2 separate regions of the Homo sapiens genome follow, and region 1 is linked to region 2. Evidence: chromatin contacts called from ENCODE Hi-C or POLR2A ChIA-PET data. All regions are on one chromosome and are shown on one strand. The core of a region is the stretch at or near the end of the contact, and the rest is flanking DNA. Distances in the headings are between cores, read along the strand shown.

Region 1 (5,188 bases), core at 1,272-3,771, 54 kb after region 2:
TTTTTCCTCAGCCCTCAGTTAGGCAGCCTTCCCATCCCTCTCAAGAACAGTCTCCACCGTGTCACACCACAGGTCAGTGGAGTCCAACCCCCTGCCCACCAGACCCCCTGTGAGTCAATCGCCGAGAGCCAGCTGAGTTCATCTCCATCCCCAGCACCTGCCAGCAGGGCCTCCACGTGGCGTGTTCTTTCTGACTTCCTAATAGTATAATTAAATATAACAACTTTAGAGTTGATCTAGTCTGAAAGGCAAGATATTTTCTCCCCTAAAGAAGATTGGTTAAGGACTGCTAAACTGTTCACTGTCTTGTGCTATTCTGCACAAGACTGTCCTGTTCCTTCTTTTGTTCTCTCTTCTTTGAGACAGGGTCTGGCTCTATTGCCCAGGCTTGAGTGCAGTGATGCAATCACAGCTCACTGCAGCCTTAACCTCCGAGGCTCAAGCAATCCTCCTGCCTCAGCCTCCAAGTGAGTAGCCAGGACTACAGGCGTATACCACCATGTGCAGCTAATTTTTGTATTTTTTGTAGAGACGGGTCTCGCCATTTTGCCCAGGCTGGTCTCTAAATCCCGAGCTCAAGAGATCCATCCGCCTCAGCCTCCCAAAGTGCTGGGATTACAAGCGTGAGCCACTGCACCCAGCCAACTGTCCTGTTCTCAACAACTAATGTAAACCCTGCAGCACAGATTCCGAGGCCGGTTTCGCTTGAGGCGGTCACACGGCAAGGGCACCTGCTGGCAGGGTCCCTGGGCCCTCAGCACAGAGCCTCTCTCTAGGAGCTACCAGCCGGAGAATACAGTCCCTCCGCATTATTTGCAGATTCCAAATTTGTGACTTCACCTCGAAAATCAGTACTTGGAGCACCTCCGCCATTATCTGCGGACAGGCGCAGAATGGGGAAAAATCGGAGTCACCTGATACCCAGGTCCACAGCTGAGCTGGTAAAGCTGACAACGGCCCTCTTGTTTCCACTCTCCTGCCGTAAACAGGGTCTTTTTCAAGGTCTATTTAGGGCCACGCATTTCACACTTTTTGTGCTTTTGTTGGTGATTTTGCTATTTAAAACGGCCCCAAAGCACAGTGTTGCCGTTCTGGCTGTGCTGCCCTCACGAGGAACAGGTGTGGTGGAGAAGCTCCACTCAGGAATGGGGGACAGTGTTCCCGGCCACAGCTCGTTAACAATGTCAGTGAATCAACAATGTACAGAAACAAAGTGTCCTTCAACAGGAATGCACGCGAAACAGGAGGATTTGAAAAAACTTTTGTGGCCACAGATATAGCCCTGCGAGTCCTCTAGAAGCGAGACAGGCCGAGCCCTCTTTTATTCAGCATTCTGGGGCTCTGCAGAACAGGACCACCATGGCTAACCAGGCTCCGCCCCGGGGAACAGCAGGCAGGGCGCTGGGCTGGCTGCTCTGTGAGCTCCTCCCAGTGCGGGGCCCGGTGTGACTATGGGTCTGGTAAGAACAGCTGACTGTGAGGCAGAGATCAAACAAGACACAGACAAGCCACACGGTGCGAACTGTCAGAACCTGGGATAAAGACAGAGCTGGCAAATAAACATACATGACAGGCACAAACGCTAGATGGTTTGGCTCTCAGGGCATACCGAAAATCAAACCATTTGCAGAAAAAACAAATTGTAAGAATCAAAATGCAGTCACTCAGCAAAGAAACATGAGCACTTACACAGGCTGTATTTCCACCATCCCGGGGTCAGAGACGGTGCCTTCAGCCCCTGACCCTCCCTTCAGCCCTCCCTCCTGACCCATTACAGGCTCCCCAACGAAGGTGCATTCTATATTAGTCCTGTAGTAAGTCAGTCACCACTGCTCAGCTACAGAGAACATCCATCCGCAGGATAATATGAACAGGGGCCAGGAAGAAAACACAACAGGGAAAGCCCACCGTAGGCCAACCACCATCCCTGGTGCAGATCAAAACCTCCCAGAATGTTCCTACAGCAGGGTGGGGGAGGGGGGTGAGGGATAAAAGTCTACACGTTGGATACAGTGTACACCACTCGGGTGATGGGTGCACCCAAATCTCAGGATTCACCACTGAAGAACTTATTCATGTAACCAAACACCACCTGTTCCCCAAAAATCTACTGAAATTTTTTTTAAAAAAAGATTTCTCTAGAAATGTGCCGTAAAAACAATCTAGACAGACACACACAAAAATGCATGCAATCACATTTTGGAAATATTGTTTGCAGGAGCAGAAAAGTAGAAACAAAGAAATGACCCATAATAAAAATTCTGTTAGGCAGATTTGGTCATTTCAAACAAATACTGTGTGGTCATTAACAATGATGATGGAGGCCTCTAATTATTGAACAGACACACAATCATAATATATTCCCAGATTTTAAAACCATACAAAGTGCATTATAGAGCAGAACATGTATCATGACCCAATTTTTGAAAATAGATACATGACAGATAAATATTAACAGGTAGACAAATACTGCTACGTACTACACACGCCTGAATGCTTCTGTGTGTGTGCATCTGAGAACAAAGCCCAGCTAATGTTTCTCCTGAATGACAGCAATGTGAGTAATTTGTTTCACTTTGTTCCTGTTTATTTTTAAATTTTTCTAACATGAACATGTGTAACTTGCATAAAAATATTTTAAAAATATGTTGTAAAAGAAAGCTGGATGATGCAATTAGTGGGTAAAAGAGCAGGCATCATAATTCTTAGCTTACAGCTTGTGGAGAAAAAGCTGCTGAGCCCTTGTGGCAAACAGGCCTGGCAGATTATACCCCTCTGTGTGCCCAACCAAACTCCACACCTACAAGAGGTGAACAGGGATGGGCAGTTGAGGGGTCCTGGGAGAGAAGGCAGTGGGGCAACTTTCCAAAGCTCTTACAAATTCATACACAACTTTAGAATTGCGCTAAGTAAACAGGAAGAGCCGGGGCTCCTTGGCTAAAGGGCAGCACCGCAGTCAGGCTCAGGGTATGGCGGACGGCCCAGCCACAGGCAGGGGAGGAGGCATGGTTTACATCTGAGTAAAACCACTTAAACATCCAGCTCCTGGTCCCCAGAAGCCAATGATCCAGGCTGAGAATTAGGGATTCCTGCTGGCTTCCTTCTAAGCCTCCACTGGTGACCCATTACTTCTCTAATTACCCAGGGCACATGTGAGGTCAAACCCAAATCTGTCCCATCCCTTAGAGAAAAGTCTTCAGTTAAGCAACTAGATTACAAGCAATCCGGCTGTGACCTATGGTTCCAGTCGCTGAAACCATTCTACCCTTAGCGCAATAATCACACTGGGCCATGATGCATAAACAAACTGCCTTTAATCCCCAAATGATAACAAAATGCTTCCTGTGAGAAGAGGAGGGAGAGAGTTTTAAAACTATCTGTGGTAGTACTTGCTACAGCCCACATTAGAAGCTGGGTTGGGAGGTGGTAAAATCACTGTAAGTCCCAGAACACAGAAGCAAGCAAAGGGAATATCAACATCACAGACCTCTCTGAAAAGTGATAAGCAGGCAGAGCTGCTCCATCCTTGCCAACAGAACACTGTTGAGAGCGCGCGCGCACACACACACACACACACACACACACATGAACTAGTGAGAGGAAGTTTTAAGAGAGCGAGCAATAATTGTGTGCTATTAAACTTTGGGACAGCTATGGCAAAAACTGAGAAGCTCACGGTCCACTTCCACTTCCTGGACATGCAGCTGACCTCCGCATCCCAGCACCCTTGCATCTGGGCTTCCTGGACAGGCAGCTGACCTCCGCATCCCAGCACCCTTGCATCTGGGTTGAGACGTGTGCTGTCTCTCCAGTGCGCTGGGAGCAGAAACAGCGCATCAGCTCCGAGCAGGTGGGAGCAGAGAGCCTTCACATAACCTCCTCTCTCCCCTTCCGTGACAGCTTCGAGGCCAGGGATGGATGATGGTGGAGCTTCAGGCGGGGCACAGCTGGGATCCTTGGGTCAATGTCAGAGCAAACATGTTCTTACCAAGCCAGACTAAACAGCTTGGCTTGTGACAACTACTCACCTCTGCCTCTGCCAGAAGTGGGCAGCCACAGACGAAATGGAGACAGATCGGCCTGACACATCCCACAGAGCTCAGGCACAAAACACGCAGCTATCCCAAGGCTTAGAGCTGAGCCTCCAGTGAAGAGCTGCCCAGCCAAGAACATTTGCACGGGGTTTTGTGTGAGTGGGGCAGGAACTCACACTGTTTTAAGGCACTGAGGTTCTGCCATTGTTCAGGACACCAACTAAAGCCGAATGGCCCTGACTAAGGCAACAGCATTCCAAAGACAGATGGAGAACACCAGGATTGAGTCATTTTCATCTTTTCTTAAATATGAGCTTGGGAATGTGAATGTGGTCATTATTTTATGATGTTATTTATTTTACCACACCTGCTTGCAGAAGAATTCAGAGATGTCTGCTTTAGAACAAGATGGGATTATAGGGGCAAGACTTTCTCTTCTGTCTGAAACAACCAAAAACCAAAAAAACTGACAAAATATATGAAGCAACTGTTTTCAAGTTACTGGGCATCAGCCAACAAAGCACTGATCCGTGTGATGGAAAACAGATGTAGCCAGCAGAAAACGGCCCCAGCTCATTGCCTAAGAGAGAAGACAACGCTGAGAACCCGGGGAGGCCAGGCAGCAGACCTGGCAGGACAGAGATGGGACGCCTGAGCCCTCCCGGGATAGGGAGAGAAAAGGCCCAGGGGCCTGCAGAGCGTCCAGCACTGAGCTGAGCCCTGAGCTGCACAAACTGCCCACAGCCAGAAAAGAGCCACCCAAATGGAGTAGGGATCACAGGGTCACACACACACGGGGCCAGAAGGATCACAGGGTCACACACACACTGGGCCAGAAGTGAGCAGTGCCGTTCTCATCAGCCAGACTGAAAACCTCATGATTCACAGGCAGTTGGTATGGGACATGGAAGGGCCTTGCCTCAGTTGTTGAAAACGATGAGCCTTAGTAAAGCACTGCTCCAATCCTGCCCAACACATCTTAAAAGCAAGACCTTAAAGAACCAAACTGTTTCCATATAACTGTACCAAGTACAAAGCTCAAGGATAATTATAAGAAAACAAAAATATCCAGTGCTCACCAAAGTGAAATTCCATTGTCTGGAATCTGCTTAAAAAATGATATGGCATGAAAGGAAGGATATTACAATCCCTAT
Region 2 (5,044 bases), core at 2,356-4,855:
ATGTGTATCTGAGGGAGCTACACCCACATGCTCAGACTAGTATACTAAATAGGGCTGCTGTTCCTGAGAAAGACACAACAATTCAGATCAAAAGGAGTGAAATTTGGAACTCTCAAGCCATAAAGAGCTGGCTAAATATTCCTGTCTAGGAATCAATCAACCTATGAACATAGTAACTCTCCTAAGTAGTTCATTACTCATAATCCATAGTTATTCTCCTTTGTCTATAACATATACTTAACAGTACTACATAACTTTTTCTCCCTATTTTGTGGATTTTTTAATTCCTTAAAAATACAGCCCATGCTCCTTCTATGAGCAGCGGCTGTGTCTTAACTTCTCTGCACAGGCCCACAGCATTCTGAATTTGGAAAGATGCTAAATGTCTTGTGCTAAACATGTGGAACGTTGTTTGATTAAGGGCTTTGATTCAGCAGTACTATATCCTTGGGCTTTCCTTTGAATGGAAATGTGATAGCCAGGAATTCTCAGTCACTGATAACTGTTGATTGTGTCTATGCTGGGATGTACTAGGTGCTGCAGAGACCAGGCCAATTAAGGAGCTGGGATTTAAACAAGAAACACCAAAACCACTTACATTGCCAAACAAAAGGTTTTATAACCATAATGGCCTGAAATACAAAATACCAGGGAAGCAGCAACCCTGGCATGATTTGTGGCTGAAGCTAAAGGCAGCCAGAAGGTTTCAGAGAGGAAGTTACACCTGCAGCCTCCCTGGGTAAGGGCTCCGACTCTACCGGCTTCTGCACAGGACGACAGGCAGACCCGTCCAGAGGCATGAACTGATCTGTATCATTTCCCAGAGCCATGGTGGGTACACCCAATGCCTCAATCCGCTGTTCTTCAAGGGCCCAGCTCCTCTTCTGAGCAATGGCCATGGATAACACAGGTGGATCAGAGCAGAGTTTGCAACCTGATGGGGCCCAGATGGATGAGAGGCCACAGCTGGACTTGATGCGGCTGAGACAGTTTTTAAATGTTTTAAATTTAGGTGCCATTATCTTAAACATGAAAATATTGGATAAAAATCTAGATTTGTGGTTTCTTTTACATAATCCAAGCCCTTAGCAAAATAGAGACCTCGTTACCACATGGCAACAGCTGGCTGTGGCTGAGTAGCTGTCCCTTCAGATGGCGCCTGGGGGGTGGGGTCGGTGGGTCAGGGTGTGGCAAGGCCCTCTCTCAATGGGCTGGGCTCACAGCATGGACTGCCCCGGCTGTGTGGACTATGAGTGTGTCCCCAGATGAGGGGCTAACTGGGGACCACAGCACCGCTCATGGATCATCTACGACCCTGCGCTTAGAAAGCTTTCTGAGCCAACCCTGGTACTGGAGCTTCAACTTCAGACTTCAATGTTCATTCTTATTTTGGGGTGCAAGGAAAGGAGAAGGCAGATAGTGAGGGACGACAATTCTGGATGGAACCCCGGTGTGAAATGCCCGCCACATACCTGGAGACCCGAAGTACCTGAGGGTCACCTCTTGCGTCTTCACCTCTCCGGCCACGTTCTTTGCCATGCACTGGTAGATACCCTGGTCTGTCTCCTGTGTGTTCTGGATCATCAGGGTCCCATCGTCCAGCAAGTTTAGGCGGGAATCTGTCTTCATGCTCAGCTCATTACTACAAAGACAGAAATATGGTCTGGTCAAGTGTTGAAAGCACAAAGACGTACCTCACCCATCCCCAGCACAGGGGTTTCCAGCCCTGCAGCAGGCACAACTTGTGCGAGGAACAGCTCACCTTCCAGGGTCTCCTCCTTCCTGGCAGCCCTGACCTAACAGGCAATTCTGAAAAGGGGACCGTGTATTTGCACATCTCATTCACTCAGGTACTTATCCTTAGTATTCACGTGTTCAATCTATCTACATGTTTTAAAGTGTTTCTAATTCCAAAGGAGAAAGCAATGAACAAAACGGAAAAAATTCCAAGGAAACATTTTCTTTCGTTTCTGGTGAATTAACTAAAAAGGGTAGAAACATTTTTACATTACTAAAAGCCAGAGCTGTATCTATGTGTATTTTATTTTTTTATTTTAGAGACAGAGTCTCACTCTGCAGCCCAGGCTGGAGCGCAGCGGTATAACCATTGCTCACTGCAGCCTCAGCTTCCTGGGCTTAAGCGCTCCTCCTGCCTCGGGCTCCGAAAGTGCTGGGATTGCAGGTGTGCGCCAGACCTCTCTATCTGTATTTTAACAAACAGTGCCTGCAAGCTGCTGGTTGGCCTCCCTCTGGGATCTGGGAGGAACCTGTGGCACTGCACCACGAAGAGGCCAGGACACAGGTGACCCCACCTTTGCATGGCTTGGCCAGTCCTCGGGCAGCAAGGACCTCCCCTGGGGCCATGCTGCATCACACACACTTCGGGCAGCCAAGAAAAGCTGCAACCTTTACCCCAACGCTCAGTCCTGCCGCCTCTCACCCTCACCCCACCTGTAACTTCACTTTAGTTCCCTTTATGCAGAAGCAGGTGAAGAGGAGAGAGGTGACATTGGATGCCACTGAGATCCCAGTCTATGGCAAGTGTGAGGACAGAGTAAGAACAGCCAGGCACGGAGCCCTCTGAGAATGCAGACGGGCCTACAGAGAACTCCTACTTGCAGATCACCAAGACAGACAAGACCTCTGTGAAACAGAAACCCACTTCCTCAGTGCACGAGATTCATCACCTTCCACGCGAGTTTCCTAAGGAGCCTGTGCAGCCTGGACCAAGCTGGGTCGCTCATGCAGGAGGAGCAGCACCAGCACTGTGCAAAAGCACTTCCCCATGACCGCCCTCAGAAACCTGCCAGCGCGCAGCCAAACCGTCGGGAACACTCGAAAGACCAACGCCCACCTTCTCCCAAATCTTCCTCATGCTCTCCTCGCCTGGCACCAATCCCCCAACTTGCAATCTGTCCTTACCCACAGGGATTGCTGGATGGAAGCAATGTCAGCTTAGGCCCCATAAACAAGACTCTCTCTGATGTGGCCCAATCCCCCCCACCAGAAACACGGCGAGCCAGCAGGTGAGGGTGGCCTGCAGGTGACTCTGGATGTTAGGTAAGGCCAGCCGGCAGGTGAGACTCGAGCTGGTGGAGGGCAGAGCCCAGCACAGGTCACCAGGCCTCAGGGCTTTGGCTCTAGCTCTGCCATATTTAGCTGTGAGATTTCAACTGCGGGCATCAATTTTTTCGTATATAAAATGTAGGTGTGATGGACTGGGGCCAAATTTATGCTTCCCTGACTTTTAAATGCACACAACATAATACTGCAGAATTCCTCCAGTGTTCTCTGGATTTTAAATCTCATCAACTTGGGAGCCATCCAAGACAAAAGCTGTGAAGAGAGTGACTGCACCTTACAGGCTCCTTGTCCGGCACTGCAGCCAAGGTCAATATGACTTTTCAGTCATGAGGATAACAAAATCTAGAGCTGGAACAAACCTCCCATGTCCTCTTCAGCATGAACACATCTTCCCATTCTGTTCCTGACCACTGGGGATGGCCAGCTCCCTGCTCCTGTCCATCTCTTCTATAAACACCACCTTGCCCGAGAGCCAAGCCCAGCCCGGTTTGCCTCTGGAGTCTGGAACAATGACTCAGTTTGTGCCTCATCACAGTTTGAGCCCGAGTATCAAACAATGACTCAGTTTGAGCCCGAGTATCACAGGGCTCACATCTCAGACGCATCCCTCTTGCTGCCTCATGACTAAACATGGCCAGAGAGGAGCAGCGCAGGAGTGCTGGGGCTGGGCCGGCAGGAGGAGCTCCTTCAGAAGCTGTCCTCACGCAGGCAGATGGGAGAAGGTAGGACATGGTGGCTTTACTTCAGGATTTTCTTTTAAGGATTCCTTTCAAAAGGTCACTTTGAAAGTGCTCCACTCCAACTTAGGACCCTCAGTGATTTGGCCCCAGGTGCCTTCCGGCAATCTGACCTCATTCCCACCTAGGCCTCTCTGCCCCTGCACCCAGGTCCTGCCCCACCCACCCCCCTTGCACGCCTTTCACCTCCTCCCATCTCTTCCCCCTAGACTCCATCACTCCTTAACCAACACAGCCCCAGCTCACAAACCCCAGCAGCGCAGGGGTGCTCCCCACACCTGGCTCACAGGTGGGGCTCGCTGCCAGGACGCATGTAATGGTCAGCGGTAGGACTTCCCTCCGTCACCCTGACAGCCGCAGCCAGGGCCGTCTTAGCCTTAACAGGTCCACAGCATGTTTGTGGACACAAGAGAAGACTTCCTTTGTTTGGGAGACAAGTTAGATCCACACGGGAGCTGAGCGAACCTGTGTCAGCAGCTGCATGGCGCTCCAGGCTCCTGAGGACGCCGTCCCAGCAGAGGTCAGGGCCCCTCCCGCACCCACTCAGGTTGGTCACAATGCCCCAGGTCAAGGCTGCCAACAACAGTGACCAGAGCAAACAGGCTGCTGCCAGACGTCAGCAGGCAGGGAGAGAACAACCAGCATGCTCTCCCTCCCTCCCACCGGGAAGGGCCGCAGTGACGCGTTGCCCAGCCAGGGCACCCCTGTGCTGCCCAGGAGAGAGTGGGGAAGGGGCCCCAGCCTGGCAGAAACGTCGTCACACCCCCTGCCATGTAAGACCGGAAAAGGAGCAGAAATAGTTTCTCCTTTGTACTTTTCCCTACGTGGAGGAGGAAAAGTGGACGTGGGCCTTGGTGGGGAGTGAGGTGTGGTTTGGGTGTCTGAGTGTAACTCCGAGAGATGCACAGGGGCATTTCTGTTTGGCCCCAACTCACTTGTTTCGCAGCCAGATGATCTCAGGCTTGGGGTTGCCTTCGGCTCTGCAGGTGAAGTACACGGTGTTCCCCGAGGTCACATCTGCGTCCTGGGGCTCGGAGGTGATCCGGGGCCTTTCTGTGCCCAACCAGAAAATGGAAACCTTTTTAGTCTAAACCATGACATGAAAATAAATGACAACACACGCTGAGTTCTCTGTGTCCAAAAGGAAACCACAGATGCCCAAAGGTGTAATTCAGCCACAAACATCCCCCACAAAAGTGCCAGACTGGCTTCTCTACAGCCCC

The links. A loop is a pair of places that touch in the nucleus more often than their neighbours do. ChIA-PET counts read pairs that join two places held with the same protein, here RNA polymerase II (POLR2A). Pooled maps may share reads with other maps.
Region 1: a map of IMR-90 shows a loop between it and region 2 (2.6-fold over the local background). The contact joins two enhancer-like sites. A Hi-C loop is called at or near these places in 30 of 168 maps with a recorded cell type or tissue (IMR-90, MCF 10A, PC-3 and 21 more) and 19 of 50 pooled maps. POLR2A ChIA-PET finds 5 or more read pairs at or near these places in 6 of 52 experiments (AG04449, AG04450, BJ and 3 more).

The regions. Positions count from the first base shown.
Region 1 is chr2:1,727,595-1,732,782 of GRCh38, forward strand. All of the region lies in intron 1 of PXDN (peroxidasin), which reads right to left. Among named protein-coding and RNA genes, the nearest start is that of PXDN, 14 kb to the right of the region's middle. RefSeq lists enhancers at 514-1,196, 1,197-1,879, 2,807-3,412. Within about 2 kb of position 2,522, at least 24 of the 41 ENCODE cell types and tissues checked have a DNase peak (open chromatin) inside an H3K27ac peak, as active enhancers do; they include PC-3, ascending aorta, heart right ventricle and 3 more, where a contact is called at or near this core.
Region 2 is chr2:1,672,171-1,677,214 of GRCh38, forward strand. PXDN (peroxidasin) reads right to left here. Exons shown (of 23, transcript NM_012293.3): 8 at 4,757-4,874; 9 at 1,473-1,642. Among named protein-coding and RNA genes, the nearest start is that of LALTOP, 49 kb to the left of the region's middle. Within about 2 kb of position 3,606, at least 11 of the 41 ENCODE cell types and tissues checked have a DNase peak (open chromatin) inside an H3K27ac peak, as active enhancers do; they include PC-3, ascending aorta, heart right ventricle and 3 more, where a contact is called at or near this core.